Linked DNA regions of Homo sapiens: all the other regions are linked to region 2. Evidence: chromatin loops called from intact Hi-C (ENCODE). Cell type or tissue: gastrocnemius medialis. All regions are shown on one strand.

Evidence for each region. A loop is a pair of places that touch in the nucleus more often than their neighbours do. Peaks named below come from ENCODE experiments on the same cell type or tissue, not always from the same donor. Only the 100,000 strongest peaks of a DNase experiment are listed, where the experiment ranks them.
Region 1: it touches region 2 in a loop (3-fold over the local background); 29 of 110 quality-filtered maps call a loop at or near these places.
Region 3: it touches region 2 in a loop (3-fold over the local background); 28 of 110 quality-filtered maps call a loop at or near these places.

Annotation. Positions count from the first base shown.
Region 1 is chr2:43,021,608-43,029,607 of GRCh38, reverse strand. LINC01819 (long intergenic non-protein coding RNA 1819) reads left to right here. Exons shown (of 6, transcript NR_110585.1): 5 at 1-694; 6 at 1,423-1,755. Among named protein-coding and RNA genes, the nearest start is that of LINC01819, 14 kb to the left of the region's middle. RefSeq lists enhancers at 1,789-2,604, 2,605-3,421. In gastrocnemius medialis, CTCF peaks have their summits at 4,745, 4,944 (motif pointing left) and 7,167 (motif pointing right); DNase peaks (open chromatin) are centred at 2,297 and 4,927; H3K27ac peaks cover 378 bases.
Region 2 is chr2:43,480,807-43,488,806 of GRCh38, reverse strand. It overlaps THADA (THADA armadillo repeat containing), which reads left to right. Exons shown (of 38, transcript NM_022065.5): 26 at 3,482-3,573. Among named protein-coding and RNA genes, the nearest start is that of THADA, 110 kb to the left of the region's middle. In gastrocnemius medialis, a CTCF peak has its summit at 4,314 (motif pointing right); DNase peaks (open chromatin) are centred at 2,106 and 5,666; H3K4me3 peaks cover 422 bases; H3K27ac peaks cover 4,365 bases.
Region 3 is chr2:43,539,004-43,547,003 of GRCh38, reverse strand. THADA (THADA armadillo repeat containing) reads left to right here. Exons shown (of 38, transcript NM_022065.5): 21 at 5,688-5,845. Among named protein-coding and RNA genes, the nearest start is that of THADA, 53 kb to the left of the region's middle. In gastrocnemius medialis, a CTCF peak has its summit at 4,538 (motif pointing right); a DNase peak (open chromatin) is centred at 6,783; H3K27ac peaks cover 3,006 bases.

The sequences.
Region 1 (8,000 bases), 460 kb after region 2:
ATAGAGGAAATGCAGAGGGAGCCACTAAAGGGTTCTGGTGAGATCTGGAGCCCTGCTGGGATAATCTGACCAGAGAAAGCAAAGATTCCAGAGAGCTAGGCACACTTGCCCTACCTCCAGCTGCACACAGCTGGTTCCAGCTTTGTCCTGACCTTCAGTCTGGCATACAGGGTAGACCCACTGGTACCTGGTACCTCACTCTGGGGGTGAGGTGGCCACCCACCTAGGTCTGGGTCCTGTAGCAGTTTGGCAGCAACATCTGGGTGATAAGAGAAGGCGATTTGACCTACTCCCAGGGACAAGAAGCTTTGACTCTTCAAGATCATAAAGTCTTCCCTCCTGGCCTTGGGTCCTCCTGTTGCGGGAGAGGTGAGGTGGGGTGAGGGTCCTCCGGGAGGGCAGGCTTGGCAGAGCCCAGCACCATCTCAGCAGACACTGCTCTTCTCCTACTCTCAGCACCTCCAAGGCAGTGAGTGGCTTTCTCTTGTCTAGAGGACAAAATCCGTTCCTCACCTGGACACAATGAACCTGTCTGTGGGATTTAGGGAGCATCAAGGAGGGAATTTAGTTTCCGCAGACTTCAAGGAAGACTTTCTGGAGGAGGTGATGCCTGAGAGCTATCCAGGAGAGAAGAGTGAAAAAATGTTAAGCAGTGGAAAAACATGAACCAAACTGTGGCTGCATCTTCCCATAGGTATGTGTAGGTAGACTCAGCATTTTACTGTTTCTGGGCATAAAGCACAGTACCATCTGCCCTAGGAAGCCCTTCTGCCATAGTAAACAGCCTCACATGGCTTCCAAAGGGCTCTTGGGCACTTCAGGGACCAGAGCCCAGCACACTGCTGGGGAGGCCAGGCTGTGCCTGGGTGGCCTGAGCTCTGGGAGTTTAAGCCAACGTGGATTATTGTTAGGAGTGAGTTTCATAGCCCTGCCTCTCCCATTCAGAGATCTCCACTCCCTACCCAGCAGCCTTGCGTAGGGTCTAGGATTCTTCTCCCCACATCACAGGTGGGCAGAGGAGGACTCTGCCTTAGGGAAGGTTGAAATTAAGATCCTAAACTAAGTTGGGCTGGGGTTAACTCTTCACAGATGGAGGATCTCCTTCAGCACGGGCTGAGGGCTGAGGGCCCCAGATCAGGGCATCAGACTCCTGGGGCTGCTTGCAGGGTAGAGAGGACCTCCATTCTGACGAGTCCCAGGACTCAGCACTGAGTAGAGAGGGGAGGGGCCGTGCCCATTTGACCAGACGTCCGATAAGGCAAGAGACTCTTGTTTTAGCATCAGAGCTGGAAGAGGCCCAGGGAGACTGTCCCTTGAAGCTTGAGGCCCTGAGAGGGACACTGGCTATGGAAGGTTGAACAATGGCCCCCAAACACGTTCACATCCTTATCCCCAGAGCCTGTGAATATGTTCTCTTAACAGGGCAACAGGGACTTAGCGCGTGCAATCAAGGATCTCCAGATGGGGATAACCCAGGTGTGCCCAACCTAATCTCAGTGTCCTTGGAAGAGGGATGCAGAAGGAGTCAGAATCAGAGAAGAAGGTGACACGATGAAGGAATCCGAAATTAGAGTGATGCTCTTTGAAGATGGAGGAAGGGACCACAAGCTGAGAAATAGAGGTGGCCACTAGACACTGAAAAAGGCAAGGAAGTGGATTCTCCCCTGGAGCCTCCAGAAGGAACCAGCTCTGCCGACACCTTGACATTAGCCCATTGAGACTGATTTAAGGGCTGCTGGCCTCCAGAATTGTAAGAGAATAAACGTGTGTTGTTTAAGGCCCTTGGTTAGTAGCGATTTGCTACAGCAGCTGCAGAAACCTAATAAGTATAGGTTCCACCTAGAGACGCAGAACTAGCCAGCGGCCGATCCTGCTCCGGGACCCTGCAGGCCCCAGCTCTATGGAATCCTGTCGCACACGGGATGGACGTGGGCTAGAGGCGGAGGTGAGGCCCCAAGGAGGCCCACAGACCAGGGCCTCCAGGGAATGTGCGTGAGTGCGCAGGGGTGCGTGTGTGAGAAGGGGAGGAACTTGTCTTCTTCGTGCATTGGGGATTTTCTAGGCAGACAATCCTCCAAAGTCATGTCAACATTTTTCTCTCCAGGAAAAAATAACTCAAGTCTCTATCAGAAACGTCAGAGTTTCACATGCACACCAGTAGACAGACTTGTGGGTGCCAGCGAGAAATGAGCTGCACCCTGGCCCTGGGCACCTTTCATCTTCAGCGGGCGGGGAGCTAGGCAGAGGGGGTGGGGGGAACCAACACAGCCACTGTGGACACATTGTGCCATCTGGACTTCCCCAGAGCTCTGGGAGTCCTATGGCGGGAGTGGCCCCACCCCTACCACACAATGCTTCCCACTTCCACCAAATCTCTGGGAAGATTCAACACATTTCTTAGCAGCCGAGAGCCATTGGAATTTCCAGCCTTATCCCAGATGTGAGGCTGACCACGATGGGAGTTTGGCTTTGTAAGGCATCTGGGGGGCTGGCAGTGCCCTCAGGCCCCCCAGCACTGGCCCGGCTGGGCTAACGTGCGTGATCCTCCTCACTCTGGGTCCTGCTGTTGGGCTTTCTGTGGCGAGCCGAAGAGAGCCCATGCATGTGGTTTTCGCACATGTGGAGAGGGCTGGGGGGCCTGAAGCCAGCAGGGTGGAGCCCCACAGTCAGGAAGAGACAGACAGCCTCTGGGGCCAGGAGTGGGGGCCGTGACAGGACGGGAATCCAGAGGGGTAAGGGGACTGAGGGAGAGCCAGAGAGGAGCGTTCAGGGAGAGTGGACACAAGCCTGAGGTCTGGCGGGGGCTAGATGTGGAGCCGGTTGGGTGGGGATGAGGGAGGCTCAGGGGTTTAGGGGCTCAAGGGCTTGGTGTGAGCTGGGGTCATAGCTGGTGCCTGGCCACGGGCTGCTGGGAGGGTAGGAAGCGAGGACAATGACCCTTTACCCAGCCAGTGAGCCCTAGTTCCTGGTGCCAAGAGCTGCTCACTCCAGGGCCAGTATTGTGGGAGGCAGGTAGAGAGCTGCAGTGGGGGAAATGCATGCCCATGGCTGGCTCACCCGTGTCGGGGAGAAAGGCAGTGGCCATGAGGGAAAGCACAGGGGAAAGCCCTCCAGGGCCAGCGGGCTCTTCAGCAGGAATGCGGGTCCTCAATGGGTGAAACCATGGGGGGAATAGGAATGTCACCCCTTTTTGCCAGTCTGTCTGTGATTGTCCTCTTTGTTAGAATAATGGCCCCCTGAAGATGTCCACATCCTAATCCCTAGAACCTGTGAATGTCACCTCAAAGGCAAAAGGGACTTGTAGATGTAATTCTGTTAAGGGTCTTAAGATGGGGAGATTATCATGGATTATCTGGGAAGGCCCAACATCATCACAAGGGTCCACATAAGAGGGAGGCAGGAAGGTCAAAGGCAGTGAAAAGGCATGTGCGAGCAGACAGAAGGGAGACTTGAAGATATCACGTGCAGCTGATTTCATTTGTTTGTTTTTGTTTAGAAACAGGGACTGGCACTGTTGCCAAGGCTGGAGTGCAGTGGTGTGATCTCGGTTCACTGCAACCTCTGCCTCCTGGGCTCAAGTGATCCTCCCACTTTAGCTTCCTGAGTAGCTGGAACTACAGGCGTGTACCACCACACTGGCTAATTTTTAAAATTTTTGTAGAGATGGGGTCTCACTATACTGCCCAGGCTCAGCTGACTTTGAAGATGGAGGCAGGGGCCCCAAGCCAAGGAATGCAGGTGGCCTCTAGAAGTGGGAAAGGCAAGGAAATGGGTTCTCCCCTAGATCCTCCAGAAGGAGAGCAGCCCTGCCAACACCTTGTTTTTAGCCCAAAGATGCTGATTTTGCCCTTCTGGCCTCCAGAGCTGTATAAATTTGTGTTGCTTTAAGCCGCTAAGTTGGTGGCGATTTGTTACAGCAGCAGTGGGAAGTAAACACACCTTCCCATCATGTGGTAGGCTCCAGACTCTGCCCTACTCCCTGCGGCAAGGATTTTCAGCGTGACATGGGTAAGGGGCCTCCCTTCTGCCTGCCCCCCAGCACTGACTGAGCTCCAGTGCAGGGCCTCAGGCCAGGAGCAGAGCTAGGCCTTGTCCAGGGCTTTTCCTTGCACTTTCCCTCATGGCCACTGCCTTTGCTCACCCATGGGTGAGTCAGCCATGGGCATGTGGTTCCCCCACTGCAGCTCTCTGCCTCCCACCATACTCTGTGGCTCCACTGCCCCCCGCAACAATGAGAATAATGTTTACCAGCTACAGAGAGAGAGGGAGAGGGAGAGAGAGAGAGAGAGAGAGAGAGAGAGAGAGAGAGAGAGCGCGAGAGCGAGCGAGAGAGCGCTCTGGAAGGCCTTGCTTCCTGGGAACTGGTTGTCAGCAACACCTGCTGTAAATGAGGTTTTAACAAACAAATTCAGGGTCTGTGCTAAGGAAGGGGCAGGAGGTGGCCAGGTTGGGTCAGTGTGTGTGGACATGGGACAGTACAGACGACCCCACATCCCTGCCTCCTAGAATGTTGAGATGTCAAAGCATCCCCTTCCCCAGGTCACTTATTTTTCTCCTCTCTCCTTACAAGCCCAAGCATAGACAACTATGCACAAATGATGCAGGACTCACTTGCACACAGATATACGCAGGGCCACAAGCAGTGCCAACATGTGCGAAGATGGAATGGGCAAACATACACGCAGAGACACCACCCAGCACACTTACAAACATGCATGCACCCACAGACACCTACACACCCATAAATGCACATACACCCACTTCCCGCACTTACATACCCCCACACGGATGCACACAAATACAGACACACCTATGCATGAGTCAAGACCACCCATGCAGTGGACCCCTGGACATCTGTGAGCAGGGCGGAAGGTGCAGGGCATCCTTCCATTCCCTCCCCCACCCCAAGCCCTCTGCTCCCTGCTCTGGAGACCTCTGCTGGTGAGGCCAGGAACGGACGGCCAGCCCCTCCTTGGCTCTGGAGCTGAAGGAGGGGAGATGGGAAAAGAGGGACCAACCAGGGCCACCTCCCAGGCTTTCGGCACTGCTGACTCCACCTGGCCCAAAGGACTTTATTCACTCTCCAATTCCAGCACCGAAGGAGAGATTTCTCCTGCAAAGATCTCTCTTGGGCTTTTTGCTGACCCAGGCCCACCCTGTTCTATCAGTGGACACTTCTAGTGTTTCTGCTGCGGAGGAGGGGGTTTCCCTCTACAGAACAAGGCTCCTTCACTTTCCCATGCTGGCTCCTCACACCCCCCTCACCCCCCCAGGGCTGTTTTGTGGCCGTCCTGGGCAGGCAGTCTTCCTCCCTGCTGCCCACTGGATATCTGAGTGGGCTCGTAGCTCCCTGTTCGAACCTCCACCCCCTATGGCCCCTCATAGGTCCTACCCTCCTGTTCTCAAGGGCTTTTTCTTTCCATTTTGTCCTGCAGGAAGGGGAGGAAGTGAAGATCTTCAGACTAAGATGGATGAAGCTGAATTCAGATCTCAGCTCCAAGGTAGGATGGCAGCTCTCAACAGCTCTCAGCAGCTCTTAACCTCTTGGGCAGCTAACCTAACTGCCCTCAGCCTCAGTTGCACCAGGTGGAATGGAGCTTATGATAGTGCCCTGGCAGGGAGATGAAATGAGATAACATGCTCAGTGCCCAGCACCCAGAAGCTTCCCAGGGTGCCATCTTTCGGAGGCACTCCAACATCACTGGAAATAAAAGGAGACCAAGAAAACCATATCTGCAACTCCTCTATGGGACAGTTGCATGTTTTAATGAGTGGTTTGCAATAGGGTGATTAGGGATACCCCCAAAAGAGCAGGCTAGTATAATAGCAGTCAGTCTCTAAGGAAGGTGGGGAAGGTCTCTGCAGAGTTTTTGTCTCATTGGGGTGAGAGCTGAACCGCTCAGAGGAGATGGAGTGTTGCTAACAGGGACCCTCTTCTCTGCCTACTTGGTAACGGGGACCCTCTTCTCTGTCTACTCCCTCATTCCTCCAAGCACAGATCAGTTTCTGCTACACTAAAGTGGAACATAGTAAAAGAATATGGCTTTGGTAGGATATGAAATTATTCACCTGCCTGGAGTCTCCATGTGTTTCCACTGGGCCCTTCTTGTCAGGTAGAAGTCAGTTGGGTCTGTCTCCAGTCTTGGCACTAAAACTCTCTCCAGATCCTCCACTCAACCCGGCCTCCTCACATCCTCTCTGCCTAGTCTCTGTGCTCACATCGCTACTTAACTCATCACTCCACACCTCGTTCCCCCAACCTTAGGCCACTGGCACAACCCATTTCGGAAGCCTCAAGACTTCTTCAAGGATCAGGATTTCCATTTTGGGGAAATCAGATAGTTCTCATATACTAGCCTGTTTGAAATGGCAACAGGAACAAGAAGCAGCAGCCACCATCCTGCTCAGAAAGCATCTCATGACCTTTCCTTTAAATATCTTCGTCAGGCTGTCCCGACTTTCCAATGGGTTAGATTTCAAAATGTTTCTATGAAGTGGTTTGGCATTTCACACAATGAGCCAATAGAAAGTCGAGAACTCAGGGTTATGAATGGGGCTCAGTTTTCCAGGTTGGGGCATAATAAATGCCCATTAAACCCATCTCAAAGCTGGGCTGCCATTCAGCTACACGGGAAGGACAGAAAACCCTACTGTTGCAAGACCTGTAGTAGAAATGGAAAAATCACAATGCGGATCTGGAAAAGTCAACCTATTTTCTCTTGAAAACTGATGCTTGAAGGAAAGCAGGGTTCTTAACAGGAGGATGGGCAGATGGGTGTGGCATTCTGAAGGAAAGTTTTCAAGGGCTTTTGAAGTCGAAAACTTCTATTCTTCATCATTCTAGTTATCTCTCTGACTTTCAGTCTGCCTTTTTCTTGACTTGGGGGTGGGCCTGCCCTGTCTCAGTCAGCACGTTGGCTGGGTAGACTGAACATACAGTGGGAAAAGGACCTCTTGAGGTAATTGGGGTAAGGTCGGAAGAAAGGGAGATGACCGAAGTAGGCTCTGGGATTTGGAATTTCTGTTTTAAAGATGGCCTGAGGAAGAATGAGCAGAACTGAACCCATTACAGTTTAAAACAAAAACAAAAAACAGGGAAGAATAGAGAGATTACGGAACATGTGTGACCGCCCCCCCCCCCCCCAACCTCCCAGACAAGTTCCAAGGCTGACCACCAGGTGACACCACAGGCCCAGGACAGCTTGGTTGCTGTCTGCAGTCAGTGGGGGACCTCAAGTAAGTTGGGGAGCCAGCCAGCGGTTCAGATCCGCCTTCATTCTGACTGCCCTGGAGGCAAAGCCAGCCAATGCCCTTCTCCTGCTTTCCCGGGTCACCACCTGGGCTCTCCTGAAGGGATTCTGCTGATAATCAAGGTGAGGTGGGGTGTGGAATGGTGCTCAGAGGGCCAGGGTCCAGGGAGAAGAGGCTGAATGAGGAGCAGAGGAAGGGGCTCGGGAAGGCAGTCACAGAACCCGATAGCAGAGGGGATGGAAAACAATGAACCTTTATTGAGAGTCCGCCCCCACTCACAGGTTCTGGCCAAGGGAGGCCCAGAGGGGAAATCAAGCAGCCCCACCCACAGGGCTGCCCACAGATGCAGGTGATTCACAGTTTAGGCTGGGCTGATAACAGCCCCCGCCAGCTGAGAATGGGGCCTTTGTGCAGTGCCGTCCTCGGGCCCCCTCGCAGCTGGGCCGGCTGCAGCAAGCCTGGGAGGAGGGCTGGATGGCAGGCGGCGGCGGGGCTGGATGGGAAAATGCGGAGAAACCCAGCAGCCTCCGCGGTGAAGGGAACTTTGAGGTGCCACAGGGCACATGTGCAGGGGAGAGAGACGGCGTGGTTGGAGCACTTTCCTTCCAGATTTTCCATCTCAGCTGTGTCCCCCAGCCATTCACTCATTTCCCCAGGGATAAAAAAAAAAAAAAAAAAAAAAAAAAAAAAAACGCGGCTTGCAGTACTAAGGGTTGCGAATGGCTCAAACTTGACTTGAATCAGCTTGG
Region 2 (8,000 bases):
AATTGGAACGCTAATACATTGCCAGTGAGACTATGAAATGGTGCTACCACTTTGGCAGTTCTTTTGAAGGTTAAACATAGAGTTACTCTGTGACCAAGCAATACTACTTCTAGGTATATAGTCATGAGAAATGAAAACATGTTCACACAAAAACTTGTACATGAATATTCTTAGCAAAATTATTCATAATATTCCAAATTGGAAATAGCCCAAATGTCCGTCAAATGAAGAACAGATTTTAAAAATACGGTATATCTGTACAATGGGATATTATTAAGCCATAAAAAAGGAATAACATACTGATACATGCTACAACATGGGGGAACCTTGAGAACATTATGCTAGGTGAAAGAAGCCAAACATTAAAGGCCGCATACTACATGATCCCATGTATATGAAGTATCCAGAAAAGGCAAGTTTATAGAGACACAAAGTAGATTGTGCTTTCCTACTGCAGGAGAATAGGGAGTGACGACTAACGGCTCCCGAGTTTCATTTTGAGGTAATGAAAATATTGTGGAATTTGGTTAGTGGTGATAGCTTCACACTTTGTTAATATAGCAAAAACCACTGAATAGCATCCTTTAAAATAATAAATTTTATATGTGAATTATACCTCAATTTAAAAAAGTAATTTAAAAGTGATTTTAAAACAATCATGCAGTCACCTTTGGAGGTTGGTATGGCATGAACTAATTATTCTGAAAATGATCAATATATGGAAATAATTCTTTACTAACTGATGAACAGGGTAACCAAATAGCAGATGAGGAAAAACTTTAAAAAAATAAAGTTTTTCTGAGGATGTAAATGATTAATGCAGAAGGCCTATAGAATATCGTGATTTTGCTGCACCTAATGGAAAATGTAATGATCATCATTGATCGCTAATGAGGGCACTTTATAAGGGATATCTTAGTCCCTTCGGGCTGCTATAACAAAATACCACAAATTTATTTCCCACAGTTTGGAGGCTGGAAAGTCCAAGATCAATATGGTGGCAGATTCAGTGTCTGGTGAAGGCCTACTTTCTGGTTCATAGATAGCACCTTTTAGCTGTGTCCTCACATGGTAGAAGTGAGGCAGCTCACTGGGGCCTCTTTTATAAGGGCACTAATCGCATTCGTGAGAGCTCTACCCCCATGACTTAATTATTTCCCAAGGGCCTCCACCACCTAACTCCTTGGAGGTTAGAATTTCAACATGTGAATTTTTGGGGAACACAAATATTCAGACCATATCAGGATGGATCAGGCAGATAGGATTAGAACTGTCTGGTCCATCTTAATATTACTAAAAAGACATGTGTCTCCTGCCGTCAGTCTATTGAATCAAAGGAGTTTTGTTTCAGAGGGTATCCATTCACTTTGTAAAATAGTCCTCTACAGTTTTGTTTAAGGTGTGCATTTCTCAACATCTCCAGGCACTCCTGTTTTAATTTTACTGCATCTGGCAGCCTTTGTCAGAAAGTATGGCTTAGGGCAAGATGGAGTCTGTGTTTCTGTTTTCCTTTTCTTTTTGTGTTTTTGTGTGATTTCTGAGAGGAGAGAAGGTCCCAGATATCTTTACCAAGTCATCTTAGACCTAAAAGTCTTTGGGAACTACCTCACTAGATCAGGTAGAAGATAATCCAGACCTGAATGAGGGCAGAGATTATATTGATAAAGTAACAGCATGGATTGATTTGTTATTTGGGGATTAAATTAGGCAGGGCACATAGTAGGGCCTCCTTGGATGTTTGATGGCTGTTGAATGAACGTAAGTGAATCTGTTCAGTTTTAGGGTTTTATTGCATTTTTGATATGGATTGTGCCAGTATATCTGTAAAGTTCACTTCTATGGCTACCATGCATGACTTGAGTCAGTTCTGGGCTTCTAGAGGAGAGGTTACAAACTGGTGGCCAGTAGGACAAACTAGCCTACCACTGTTTTATTTGGCTTTCATGGTGTTTGGTTCTTTTTTTCCTTTAATTTCCTGCCAGCATTTCAAAATAGATTTCACATAAAAACCAGGGTTCCTGGCTTCTCTTGAAAAAGCAGATGATCTGGCAAAACTGGACTTATATTTCCTCATGGCAGCAACTCAGCTGACACTGACTGCATTAGACCAAGTCCACTGCTGCCTGTGTCACTCACTTTTCCTGTGAGCATTTGAGCTTGTGACTCTAAGGGCATTGCTTTCAGGAAGCTGTTTTCTAAATCTTAACGTTACTTTTAGTGATCTTTCTACTTATATTGCTATTTAACACACCATGTGGTTATGTCACTTACTTAATTAGAGTATAAGGTCTGTAATACCAGTAAGTATGTGTTTTCTGTTTCTGGATCTTATCCATGGTGCTGGTATAGGGCCTTACACACTGTAGCAAGGTGAGTACATATATATCTCTACACCGATTTTTACAGAGTAATTGAGGAAGCCTATAGTGCCAAAACAGTCAAGACCCTTTTATGCTCTTCCAAAGCATCTTGACACATTGGTTTGGAAAAGATAGGGAAAAGATTATTATCATCTTGGAGAAATAATTTGTGTTTATTCATGGTAATTCCTGCCTCTTATCTTTACTAATGTTATCAGTTAATTTCAGTATTGAAATTACTTGGTAAGTTACTTGCATTGTGAAGCTGATAAGCAACATTTTGGATTTAACTATTTTCTTAGCCATATTAATTACCTGGATTCTTTGAAGTTAGGATTTTTGGATTTTCTTTTTGTTTTTTTAAAGACAGGTTCTCACTCTTTTGCCCAGGCTGGAGCACAGTGGCACAATCATAGCTTACTGCAGCCTCAAACTCCTGGCCTTATGCAATCCTCCTGCCTGAGCCTTCTGACTACCTGGGACTATAGGCATGTGCCATGGCTGTAAAAATAACAACAACAACAAAAAGTCAAAAGCAAAACAAACAAAAAAATCTCTAAAAAAATACTTTTTTTTTTTTTTGAGATGGGGGTCTTACTGTATTGCCCAGGCTGGTCTCAAACTCCTGGCCTCAAGCAGTCCTTCCACTTTAGCCTCCCAAGTAGCTGGGATTACAGGTGTAAGCCACTGGGCCTGGTTCTTTGAAGTTAGGTTTTATAAGTATTTTCTCGTAGGTAAAATGATTTCAGAAAATAAATGGAAAGAGCTGAGGTTTTACTGCAATCTTCATTGTCAGGAAGCATATAGAAAAATGAATTTTTAGAAAAGTGTTATTTGATGCTCTAAGTGCAGAGATTAGTGAAAACTGTTGATGGTAATATTAGGAATATAGGAAAAGGCTGTGTTGTGTGCATGTGATTGGGTTGTAGAGCTCAATTGAAGTCATTGAATCGATGACTGTCAAGTTTTTTTTTTAAATTATTTTATGAACACAAATCTGTCTTTTTAGCCTCACACTAGCCAGTTAGGTAATGATTTTGAATTATCTAGTTTGAACATTGTAAACGTTGGTTTCATGCCAAGAATATTTAAGCCTTATTGTGTTTTCGTTTGTACATTAGGTGCGAAATTCATCCACACTTCTCTTTAGTGCCTTGATCACAAGAATTTTTGGAGTTAAAAGGGCAAAGGATGAACATTCCAAAACAAATAGGTAAGCTCCATTTAAGGCTAACTTTACTTTTTTTAAAAAATACAATATTGTCCTGGCCAAAAACAAATTTTGAAATTGTGCCTACTGTTATAGATTCATCTAGAGCATAAAACTATAAAAATACTGTAATGAATTAACCTATGCTGCCAAGTTATAAACCCTTGGGCAAAAATATCAACTGTTTAATAAGTGGACCTTTCAAAGCAACAAAAATTTAGCAAGGTAGCAAGGGGTGAAATGTAGAGCTTGTTTCTCCATGCAAAAGCTAGTGTTTTTTTTGTTTTTTTTTTTTTAATTGCATCTTCTTTAAGTAGTCCTGAAATGTCTTAACTTTACTTGTATATATTATCCTAGCTTGTATAATATCTTTAATTTTATAGGTGGAAGTTTAAATGTTTATGATCCTCTCATTAGAACATCTCTCACATTACCTTTGCATTAAACTCTTGTACTAAGAGGAGCACCTATATGTGTTAACCACAAGAAATAAACAGTGCTTTTTACTTTTGGTCTTTAGTTTTATGTTTAACCTCTAATTTGTTTTTGTCTTTAAAAAACAGCTTTTTTGTTATGCCTGAAAAGAAACCTGTGGAACCATTTTGATTTTGGGTAGTTTTTAGATAAAAATGCACAAGATCTGTTTGTTTTTAAAGAAGAAAAGCTTTGAATAGTTGTTTTTTAGCACTTAAGAGGATTTAATGGTAATCTAATTGACTTGCAGTTGTTAACACTAGATGTCACTGTTGCTGCACATTTAATTACTTCCTTAACTTTATTTAGGATCCAGTTTGGCCCAGTGGTCTTTCTCTTGAGGATCTAGAGTTATATTCAAAGCCCTATTCCCTTCTTCCCTAAAAAAGTCATTATGCTTCATATTTAAGTTTTAAGCTAATGTTTATTGAAATGCATTTTTGTGTGATGGAACTAAATCTTAGGAATTAAAAAAATATGAAATCATTTTGTGATGTACTAGTGATAATTCTAATGAAACCTACTATGGTATTTCCGAATTATCATTTAAATTGCTTCTTGTCACCCTGTAACATTCACCAGATATTTAAAAGGAAGGTAACTGGCTGTAAGTATAAATCCCTTGAGCATGTTCAGGCAATACCAGAGAGCTTTTTAATTTTTTTTTTAACTGAGTATTTTTTAAATAAATAAAACATTACTCTTGTGGAGGGATGATTATAATTTTTATTTTTTAGCCTGTTCTTAAAGAAATTCTTCCTGTCACTAACTTGAAATCACTAATATTTGTTTCTCCTTAGCTTTGTCTATTTTGTTAATAATTCTCCAGTGTGCTACAGTTTAAAACAGTTGGGTCATGTTATAAGGCCTTGATAAATACTGGTATAAATGAAATATGATATTAAGTCATCAAACAAGTAAAATTAATGTTTAAAACTGAACTTGAAGAAAATTTTTTTTTGTTTTTTATGAAGTGATTCTTGAATATATATATAAATATATATACATTTTACTATGTATAGGAGAAAATGATCAGAAAATGAGAAAACCTCATTTAGGTTGTATCTGAGGGAGGAAGAATAGGGCAGTGATACTATACAATTTTAATTTTTTGCCAAAGTTACAATGATGGAAACCTCCATTATAAATTTATTCCTCTTGGATAGGAAAGATTACAAAATATATAAGATTTCTAGAAAAAAGGAAATAGGAATGAGAAGTTTTTAACTGTGAAGAATGTGAGAGCTTTTAATTTTAGTAATCTGAAGATCGGTATGGACCATTATGTGTACAAGGCTTCTGTTCCCTGTTTAACCCATGAAGATATATTTCTTGGCAGCTCCCATTAGGTTTGCTTTGCAAAACCTTTAGTGTCTTAAATTTGCAGTTGCTTGTGATGGTTCTTTTAGTTTTAGTTTGTTTAATTATGTCACTTTTTGTTTAAATGTTTATATGCCTGTTCCTTCCAATATTAACTTTCTGAAGGAAGGACCTTTTTCATCTGTTCTGGGTACGTAATGGGCACTTTAAGAAGGCTAGTAATAATGATATCTTGGTTGGTTACTTATCCACCGGATAACTAACCTCAGCCGGTGACACACCTCACAAGTCAGTTGTTTCCTTTCACAACCACAGATTGTCCTGCTCGCAATTTGGAAATGTGTGTTCTTGGTCAGAGGGAACTGGACATAAAAAGAACATCTGCTTTTTCCATCTAATGGGAAATAAAGGTCTGACTTGGAGTAAACAAACCTGGTTTCTAGGCATTTTGCTGCCACTGGAGATGACCTTAATAGGCCCCCTTATCCACTTTGCACTTCAGTTTCTCCATCTATATACCAGGAATAATAAGATCTGTGCTGTCTACTCCTAGGGCTATTGTGAGGATAAAACAAACTATTAGAAGTTCATTTTCTTTAACATATTGGAAGTCCTAGGCAATTAGAGATATAGTTTGGTTTTTCTTTCTGTTACCACTTCTGTGATTGTACTCATCTGATTGTCTTGCTCTTAAGACCGTGCTTTTTGAGGACAAGGTCAGTATCTTAACCATTCTTGGGTACCTAGAGTCTAGCATAGTATCTGGCATATAGAAGGCATATAGGAATAATTGCCTAATGAATAAGTAAATTTTGTTACTAGAGGAGAAATAAGAAATCTGGTTTCTACTCCTGCGTTTGTTACAATATAACCACTATAATCAACTGAGACAAAATAGCCAACCTCTCTGGGCTTTGGTTTTCTTCTCTGTAAAATAAGGTTTGGAATATTCCTGAGGTCTTTTCTTTTTTTAAAATACTAAAGTAAGGCTTTACATAATGTTACTGGAATTGTAAGTTTGGTAAAATGATGTATTCCCAGTGCCGTAGAACAGTCCCTGTCGCATAGTACAGACAAGAAGTTCCTGTTTCATATATAAAGAAAGGAGCAGAGGATCCTTTGTAAGTGTGTAGAGGGTACCTGTAATGACTGAATTTTTGCACCCATTAGTCTTATTTTAGATGTGTTTTTTGGGTTTTAAAGAATGAGAAAACAGAAGTTTCACTTGTGCTTTTAAAGTAATATTATTACATTTTAACTTTTAAAGCTCTTTTCCTTTCTGTTTATTGCTGCGTGACTGACTTGGCCTGACAGAATGAAGAACTGATTTTATGTAAAATCAGAACCAGCAAAGCTCTGCAACCTGTGCAATATGCATGTTTTCTAAAATAGCCTCCATCTCCATGTGAGTGAGCTCAGCTTCATAGCTCCTCATTTCTTACAGGACAGGAGCTAAACTAATATGGCGCTTAGCTCTAGGTCTTTCCTTTTAGCCCCTGTGTGTATTAACTTTCAGCTGTGAGTCCCAGCTAAATGATACATGTCAATATGTAGCAATCAGAAAAGGTTTATTTTTGACTTCTTGGAGTGTGCTTTGCCAAAGCTTCATGCAGGTTCTTAATGTATAGCATTGTCTAGCTTTTGCACACTCTCCACCTTAAATCAGTGAGCCAATGAGAATTTGAAAGCACTTATCATGAACTCAGTATTAACATAATAGGGGAGTACATGAAGAATATAAAACTTGGATCTTACTCAAGGAGTTTACAGTTCAGTTAGGAAGACAAAAATTGTTACATGTGAGTCAGATACAAATAGGAGACACCATATAAAAATCACCTGTACAATGTGATGTGAGTGATGAACACATTAGAAATTTATAAATGGTAGAATTGAGTGGAGTATATGTTGGGGGGAAGTAGTATTTTTTACAAGGCATTGGGAAATGAGTAGATTTGGGGTACATGGAAACAGGTAGATTGAAAGAGGAACAAAATAATAGTTTTGTTTACTGTGTTAAGTACAATCTCTATTCTGTCTTATTAAAGAGAGCTCATATTCAAATTAATAGCTTAGGATAATTTAGTACAATTTAAGAAGAAAATGTGTTTCTAAAATCATGGGATGATCCAAGTAAAATTGTTTCTAGTGACTATGTTGGGAGATGTTAAATTGTATTTATTTTATTTTCCAGGGTATAAGTGATAGAGAATTATTTTAGTTATTTTTCTTAGCATTTTAGTGGTGTAGGTCTGGAAGGATCCTTCAAGGGGCATCTAATCCAGTCCAGCATCGTGCTTATAGAGAGATTTTGAAGCAATTTCCAGACAGACTGGCTTCTCTCCTGTTCTTCATGTTTTCTAGGAAAAGAGATTCCACAAGTTTCTGTGGTTACCCACGCTATTGTTTGGGAAAGAATTGAATTCTCAAAACTAAAATTGAAAGCTGCAGGGCAATTGGGTTTTCATATTTTAGAGAATGTAATTATTAGAATTCAGAATAGCTTATTTGCTTCGAACTACATAGTAACTTGTAGCAAGCCCTATTTGGCCAAATTGAAAAACAGAATTTTCTTTTGACTGTGGCCGGGGTAATTTTTTTTTCTTTTTTTTTTTTTTCCCCCCCAAGACAGAGTC
Region 3 (8,000 bases), 58 kb before region 2:
GCCACTGCAAAATCATGCCAAATTGTAAAGACCATTGAGGCTAGGAAGAAACTGCATCAACTAACGAGCAAAATAACCAGCTAACATCATAATGACAGGATCAAATTCACACATAACAATATTAACTTTAAATGTAAATGGACTAAATGCTCCAATTGAAAGACACAGGCTGGCAAATTGGATAAAAGAGTCAAGACCCATCAGTGTGCTGTATTCAGGAAACCCATCTCATGTGCAGAGACACACATAGGCTCAAAATAAAAGGATGGAGGAAGATCTACCAAGCAAATGGAAACCAAAAAAAGGCAGGGGTTGCAATCCTAGTCTCGGATAAAACAGACTTTAAACCAACAAAGATCAAAAGAGACAAAGAAGGCCATTACATAATGGTAAAGGGATCAATTCAACAAGAAGAGCTCACTATCCTAAATATGTATGCACCCAATGCAGGAGCACCCAGATTCATAAAGCAAGTCCTGAGTGACCTACAAAGAGACTTAGACTCCCACACAATAATAATGGGAGACTTTAACACCCCACCGTCAACATTAGACAGATCAACGAGACAGAAAGTTAACAAGGATATCCAGGAATTGAACTCAGTTCTGCACCAAGCGGACCTAATAGACATCTACAGAACTCTCCACCCCAAATCAACAGAATATACATTTTTTTCAGCACCACACCACACCTATTCCAAAATTGACCACGTAGTGGGAAGTAAAGCTCTCCTCAGCAAATGTAAAAGATCAGACATTATAACAAACTGTCTCTCAGACCACAGTGCAATCAAACTAGAACTCAGGATTAAGAAACTCAAAACCACTCAACTACATGGAAACTGAACAACCTGCTCCTGAATGACTACTGGGTACATAACGAAATGAAGGCAGAAATAAAGATGTTCTTTGAAACCAACGAGAACAAAGACACAACATACCAGAATCTCTCGGACACATTCAAAGCAGTGTGTAGAGGGAAATTTGTAGCACTAAATGCCCACAAGAGAAAGCAGGAAAGATCCAAAATTGACACCCTAACATCACAATTAAAAGAACTAGAAAAGCAAGAGCAAACACATTCAAAAGCTAGCAGAAGGCAAGAAATAACTAAAGTCAGAGCAGAACTGAAGGAAATACAGACACAAAAAACCCTTCAAAAAATTAATGAATCCAGGAGCTGGTTTTTTGAAAGGATCAACAAAATTGATAGACCACTAGCAAGACTAATAAAGAAGAAAAGAGAGAAGAATCAAATAGACGCAATAAAAAATGATAAAGGGGATATCACCACCGATCCCACAGAAATACAAACTACCATCAGAGAATACTACAAACACTTCTACGCAAATAAACTAGAAAATCTAGAAGAAATGGATAAATTCCTCGACACATACACCCTCCCACGACTAAACCAGGAAGAACTTGAATCTCTGAATAGACCAATAGCAGGCTCTGAAATTGTGGCAATAATCAATAGCTTACCAACAAAAAGAGTCCAGGACCAGATGGATTCACAGCCGAATTCTACCAGAGGTACAAGGAGGAACTGGTACCATTCCTTCTGAAACTATTCCAATCAATAGAAAAAGAGGGAATCCTCCCTAACTCATTTTATGAGGCCAGCATCATCCTGATACCAAAGCCAGGCAGAGACACAACCAAAAAAGAGAATTATAGACCAATATCCTTGATGAACATTGATGCAAAAATCCTCAATAAAATACTGGCAAACCGAATCCAGCAGCACATTAAAAAGCTTATCCACCATGATCAAGTGGGCTTCATCCCTGGGATGCAAGGCTGGTTCAATATATGCAAATCAATAAATGTAATCCAGGATATAAACAGAACGAAAGACAAAAACCACATGATTATCTCAATAGATGCAGAAAAGGCCTTTGACAAAATTCAACAACGCTTCATGCTAAAAACTCAATAAATTAGATATTGATGGGACGTATCTCAAAATAATAAGAGCTATCTGTGACAAACCCACAGCGAATGTCATACTGAATGGGCGAAAACTGGAAGCATTCCCTTTGAAAACTGGCACAAGACAGGGATGCCCTCTCTCACCACTCCTATTCAACATAGTGTTGGAAGTTCTGGCCAGGGCAATTAGGCAGGAGAAGGAAATAAAGGGTATTCAGTTAGGAAAAGAGGAAGTCAAATTGTCCCTGTTTGCAGATGACATGATTGTATATCTAGAAAACCCCATTTTCTCAGCCCAAAATCTCCTTAAGCTGATAAGCAACTTCAGCAAAGTCTCAGGATACAAAATCAATGTACAAAAATCACAAGCATTCTTATACACCAATAACAGACAAACAGAGAGCCAAATCATGAGTGAACTCCCATTCACAATTGCTTCAAAGAGAATAAAATACCTAGGAATCCAACTTACAAGGGACGTGAAGGACCTCTTCAAGGAGAACTACAAACCACTGCTCAATGAAATAAAAGAGGATACAAGGAAATGGAAGAACATTCCATGCTCATGGGTAGGAAGAATCAATATCATGAAAGTGGCCATACTGCCCAAGGTAATTTATAGATTCAATGCCATCCCCATCAAGCTACCAATGCCTTTCTTCACAGAATTGGAAAAAACTACTTTACAGTTCATATGGCACCAAAAAAGAGCCCGCATTGCCAAGTCAATCCTAAGCCAAAAGAACAAAGCTGGAGGCATCATGCTACCTGACTTCAAACTATGCTATAAGGCTACAGTAACCAAAACAGCGTGGTACTGGTACCAAAACAGAGATATAGATCAATGGAACAGAACAGAGCCCTCAGAAATAACGCCACTCTTATCTACAACTACCTGATCTTTGACAAACCTGAGAAAAACAAGCAATGGGGGAGAGGATTCCCTATTTAATAAATGGTGCTGGGAAAACAGGCTAGCCATATGTAGAAAGCTGAAACTGGATCCCTTCCTTACACCTTATACAAAAATTAATTCAAGACGGATTAAAGACTTAAACTTTAGACCTAAAACCATAAAAACCCTAGAAGAAAACCTAGGCATTACCATTCAGGACATAGGCATGGGCAAGGACTTCATGTCTAAAACACCAAAAGCAATGGCAACAAAAGCCAAAATTGACAAATGGGATCTAATTAAACTAAAGAGCTTCTGCACAGCAAAAGAAACTACCATCAGAGTGAACAGGCAACCTACAAAATGGGAGAAAATTTTCGCAACCTACTCATCTGACAAAGGGCTAATATGCAGAATCTACAATGAACTCAAAACAAATTTACAAGAAAAAAACAACCCCATCAAAAAGTGGGCAAAGGACATGAACAGAACTTCTCAAAAGAAGACATTTATGCAGCCAGAAAACACATGAAAAAATGCTCACCATCACTGGCCATCAGAGAAATGCAAATCAAAACCACAATGAGATACCATCTCACACCAGGTAGAATGGCAATCATTAAAAAGTCAGGAAACAACAGGTGCTGGAGAGGATGTGGAGAAATAGGAACACTTTTACACTGTTGGTGGGACTGTAAACTAGTTCAACCATTGTGGAAGTCAGTGTGGCGATTCCTCAGGGATCTAGAACTAGAAATACCATTTGAGCCAGCCATCCCATTACTGGGTATATACCCAAAGGACTATAAATCATGCTGCTATAAAGACACATGCACATGTATGTTTATTGCGGCACTATTCACAATAGCAAAGACTTGGAAGCAACCCAAATGTCCAACAATGATAGACTGGATTAAGAAAATGTGGCATATATACACCATGGAATACTATGCAGCCATAAAAAATGATGAGTTCATGTCCTTTGTAGGGACATGGATGAAATTGGAAATCATCATTCTCAGTAAACTATCGCAAGAACAAAAAACGAAACACCACATATTCTCACTCATAGGTGGGAATTGAACAATGAGAACACATGGGCACAGGAAGGGGAACATCACACTCTGGGGACTGTTGTGGGGTGGGGGGAGGGGGGAGGAGGGAGGGATAGCTTTAGGAGATATACCTAATGCTAAATGAGTAGTTAATGGGTGCAGCACACCAGCATGGCACATGTATACATATGTAACTAACCTGCACATTGTGCACATGTACCCTAAAACTTAAAGTATAATAATAATAAAATTAAATTAAATTAAAGAAGACTTTCACCAGCCTATTAGGTGCTGTTGTGCAGCGAACAAGCTGTTAGAACAGAAAGCCTTGGAGTGATAAAACCTGCCTTGACAGCCCAGGTGATATAAGAGCAGTGCTATATAATGAACCTGGGTTTGGGCAGCAATCAACTTCTCCCAGCAATGTGGTTCATTGTCTGCTGTGAGAGTTCTTAAAGTCAAGCAGGCTTTTAAAGGAAACAAACCTTATTAGTAAAATGGGAGCTGCTTTGTTGTGTCAAGCTTCCAGAATTCGAGTTCTTACATCTTGTTTGATCATTAGTTGTTACTGAATTTTCTGCAGTGCTGTAAAACGTCATCAGAAGCAGCAATTTCTTAGTGATGTATTACATATTCTACATTCTCCACTAGGTGGGGATATTGTCTTGCAAAAAATTATCTCCACACTTAAATTTTTAAATTACACAAAATAATGTATAAATGTAATTATAGCCTATTGTAATAGTTTCAAACAACAGAGGTACATATGAATTAAAAACAAATTAAATTCCTCCAAGGTTTCCTCTCCAATTCCATGTCTTCCTTCTTTAGTGCAATATATTATTTTGTACTTATTTTATATGTTTATGTGTATGTACACTTACCCATTTAATGCATTGGGCTTTTTAAATAAAAACACAAATGAGGTTACCCTATAAGTACCATTTTGTCAGCGTGCTCTTTTATTTAATATAATAGTTCATCTTGGATTTTAAAAAAATATCAGTACCAAAAATACTCCTAAAACTAGAATAAGAGAGTAAGTAAGGCTAATTATAGCTTATTGGCCATGGGAATTAAATATATTTTGAAAGATAATTTGTATTTTCCTTTGATTTTAAAAGTTATATTCTACTCCTTTACTAATGCAACAGTCATGCTCACCAAAATAAATAAGGAGTGTATTTATTATAGTCATCCATATCATACTTTATGACAGAGAGGCAGAGTTTGTTTAATCTTTGGAAATTAAAGATTAAACAAGTTTTGGAACAATATTGTGTTTTATTTTAAAATTTAATTTGAAAATAATAAATTAAAATACTGGGCCTGGCATGGTGGCTCATGTCTATAATCCCAGCACTTTGGGAGGCCCAAGCGAGAGAATTGCTTTAGTCCAGGAGGTGATGTGGTGAAACCCTGTCTTTACAAAAAAATACAAAAATTAACTGGGTGTGGTGGCGCATACCTGTAGTCCCAGCTACTAGGGAGGCTGAAGTAGAAGGATTGCATGAGCCTGGGAGGTCAAGGCTGCAGTGAGCCATGAGCATGCTACTGCACCCCAGCCTGGGTGACAGAGCGAGACCCTGTCTCCAAAAAAGAAAAAAAAAAAAACTTAGCATGATTTCTTCTCATAACACATGCTCGACAAATGTTAGCTTCTTTCCTTCTGAGTAAATATAACATGACAAATCGGGTTTGTTCAAGCAGATTATTCTTGGGGAAATTATGAATAAGCTTGTTTTTAGAAACCTGGGATATGAGTAATCAAGGTTGCAATCGTTGTGTTTTTTTTTGTTTAAGGTAAAGAAGTAAAAACATGTGATGTAACTGCGCAGATGGTGCTGGTATGTTGTTGGAGAAGTATGAAGGAAGTTGCTTTACTTTTAGGCATGTTGTGCCAGCTTCTGCCCATGCAGCCTGTGCCAGAATCTTCTGATGGATTATTGACGGTGGAGCAGGTAAGGCACATGTTTATTCCACCATGTATAATTTCTGGTCAACGCATAAATCACTTTTTTTTTTATAACCCAACTCTAAAAAAAGGTTTAAAATTTTTCTTGAATAAAATCATACAAATGTTAACTGAAGAAAGTTCATGGTAATTTAGAATGTTAGACTTTATAATACATTTCAAAACTGTGGCATTTTTAGAAATTTTTTCTAAGGTATATAAATAACTGTAGATTTTACCTCACTTTTAACTGTAGTTTTATCTCTAATTTTTATTTCTCCATTTCACATACACAGACTTAAACTTTAGCTTAAAATTGTCTTATTTAGTAAAACTCCACAAATCTCTTAAATTTTGGAAAGAAAAAAAGTAACATGTTGGTTGATTATGGATCTCATGTTTCCCACTGCATTGATAATAAAGTTGTAGTCTTGGTTTTTTTGGCTGACTTTTGTTTTAAGACCACAAAGTTAGTTCACCATCTGGGACTGTTCAAGTGACTTGAGTGCGGTGTTTACAAGAAGTTAGCTTACCACAAGCATTTCATTTGGAAATATTTTAGATTTATTAGATTTCTGTTTTTAATTGATTCCCTCTTCCTTTCCATATGGTTTTGACAAATCCATTTCCCACCATTTTTCAGCAAAGATATATAACATGTACTTTCATTTTTAACTTTTTAAAAATAAAGGCAACTTTTTCCCTAGGGTGTTACAATTCAAGAACAAAACAAATATTGTAGTATGCTAATGCTGATTATTTCTATAATAACCACATGACTAGTTCCATGGAAATAATGCTAATACTTTTTTTCTCACACTCTGTGGCTTATGTTGCATGCATCTGGTTAACAGCTGCGCTTGTGATGTTGCAAGGCCTTGAGATGAAGAAAGGCAAAGGCGCACAGGACATTTCAGGCATCATTATGTTCCTTATTCTCTTCCAAATCAAATAGGCGTCAGTGTCCTAGAGTTACTTGCAGTCATTGCTGGTGACTGGCTGTAGTGCCAATGCCAACATCTTTGCTGAGGAATCCAGCTATGATTAATGATTACTTCACTGATGTTCACCATCTTGCTAAGAAGTAAACATGTGCTAGAGGCCTTTGATTTCCCAACTTCTCTTTCCAAGGACAAGTTAAAACATTTAGTTTTTTGGGTTTGTTGGGTAGTGTTTAAAAAACAAATTAAGGGAAGTGTATTTTGCTTTTACTGTAACTAAGACGTGAAAGCTTCCTATGAACATTATTTTGCCTTGACACTTTTCACATAGCACCCAAATCTTATGTATTTAATTTGTGTGCGACAGCCGTGTTAAAATTGGGAATTAATGTAAAATAAGAGATGTTTGTTAAAAAAAAAAACAATTATCACAAAAAGACAGGTTCTTATAAACCAAAGAATTCTTCCAGTGACTGCTTAAATAAAAAATAAGATCCTGACTGTTTTTCTGTAAAACATTAGTTTCCGTTGTAATGAGGTCCAGTCATTTTTCTATGTTGCCATTCACATGGTAACCTCACATACATAGGCGTGAGAAGAAACTGATGACTGAATGAGCGATGAACTGTATATGTAATAGCAGTGTTCTAACACTGGAACCCCGTCCCCTATGAAAAACTTGATTCTTCGTATTGCTGACTTTAGCTAAAGAAATGTCTCAGTTTAGGAGTCAATAAAAATCCAAAGTCATCAAGAAATTAGTGTTATTTACATTACTGGAGAATTCCTGCTTTTAAACATAACCTTTTGCCCCATGAACTTCCTTTAAATTAATAATAATTAAATATACTTACATGTGCTTAAAACCTTTAAGAGTTAAAAATATAAATGACAGAGAAGAACATCATTTACATTGGAATGGCTGGGCCACACCTGAGGTACACCCTTCCAAGAGCATAGTTGCCCTGGCAAAGCTAGATCTGTGCCTAGTGGTAAAACTATGAGTTTAAGAGTCAAGCCTTAGGTGAATGTGACTGCCGTCTGAATACACGGAGGCAGTGAAGTGACTTGCAGGCAGAATGCAACCCTAGTTAGAGGGGAGAATGTGGAACTTGCATTTCTTATTCTTCAGAGTAGTAACTGTGATCTACTTTTCTCTCAATGGATGAAGAAAGCCATTCCATACAGTCTAAAATACAATTCTATTCTATTTTGAAATTT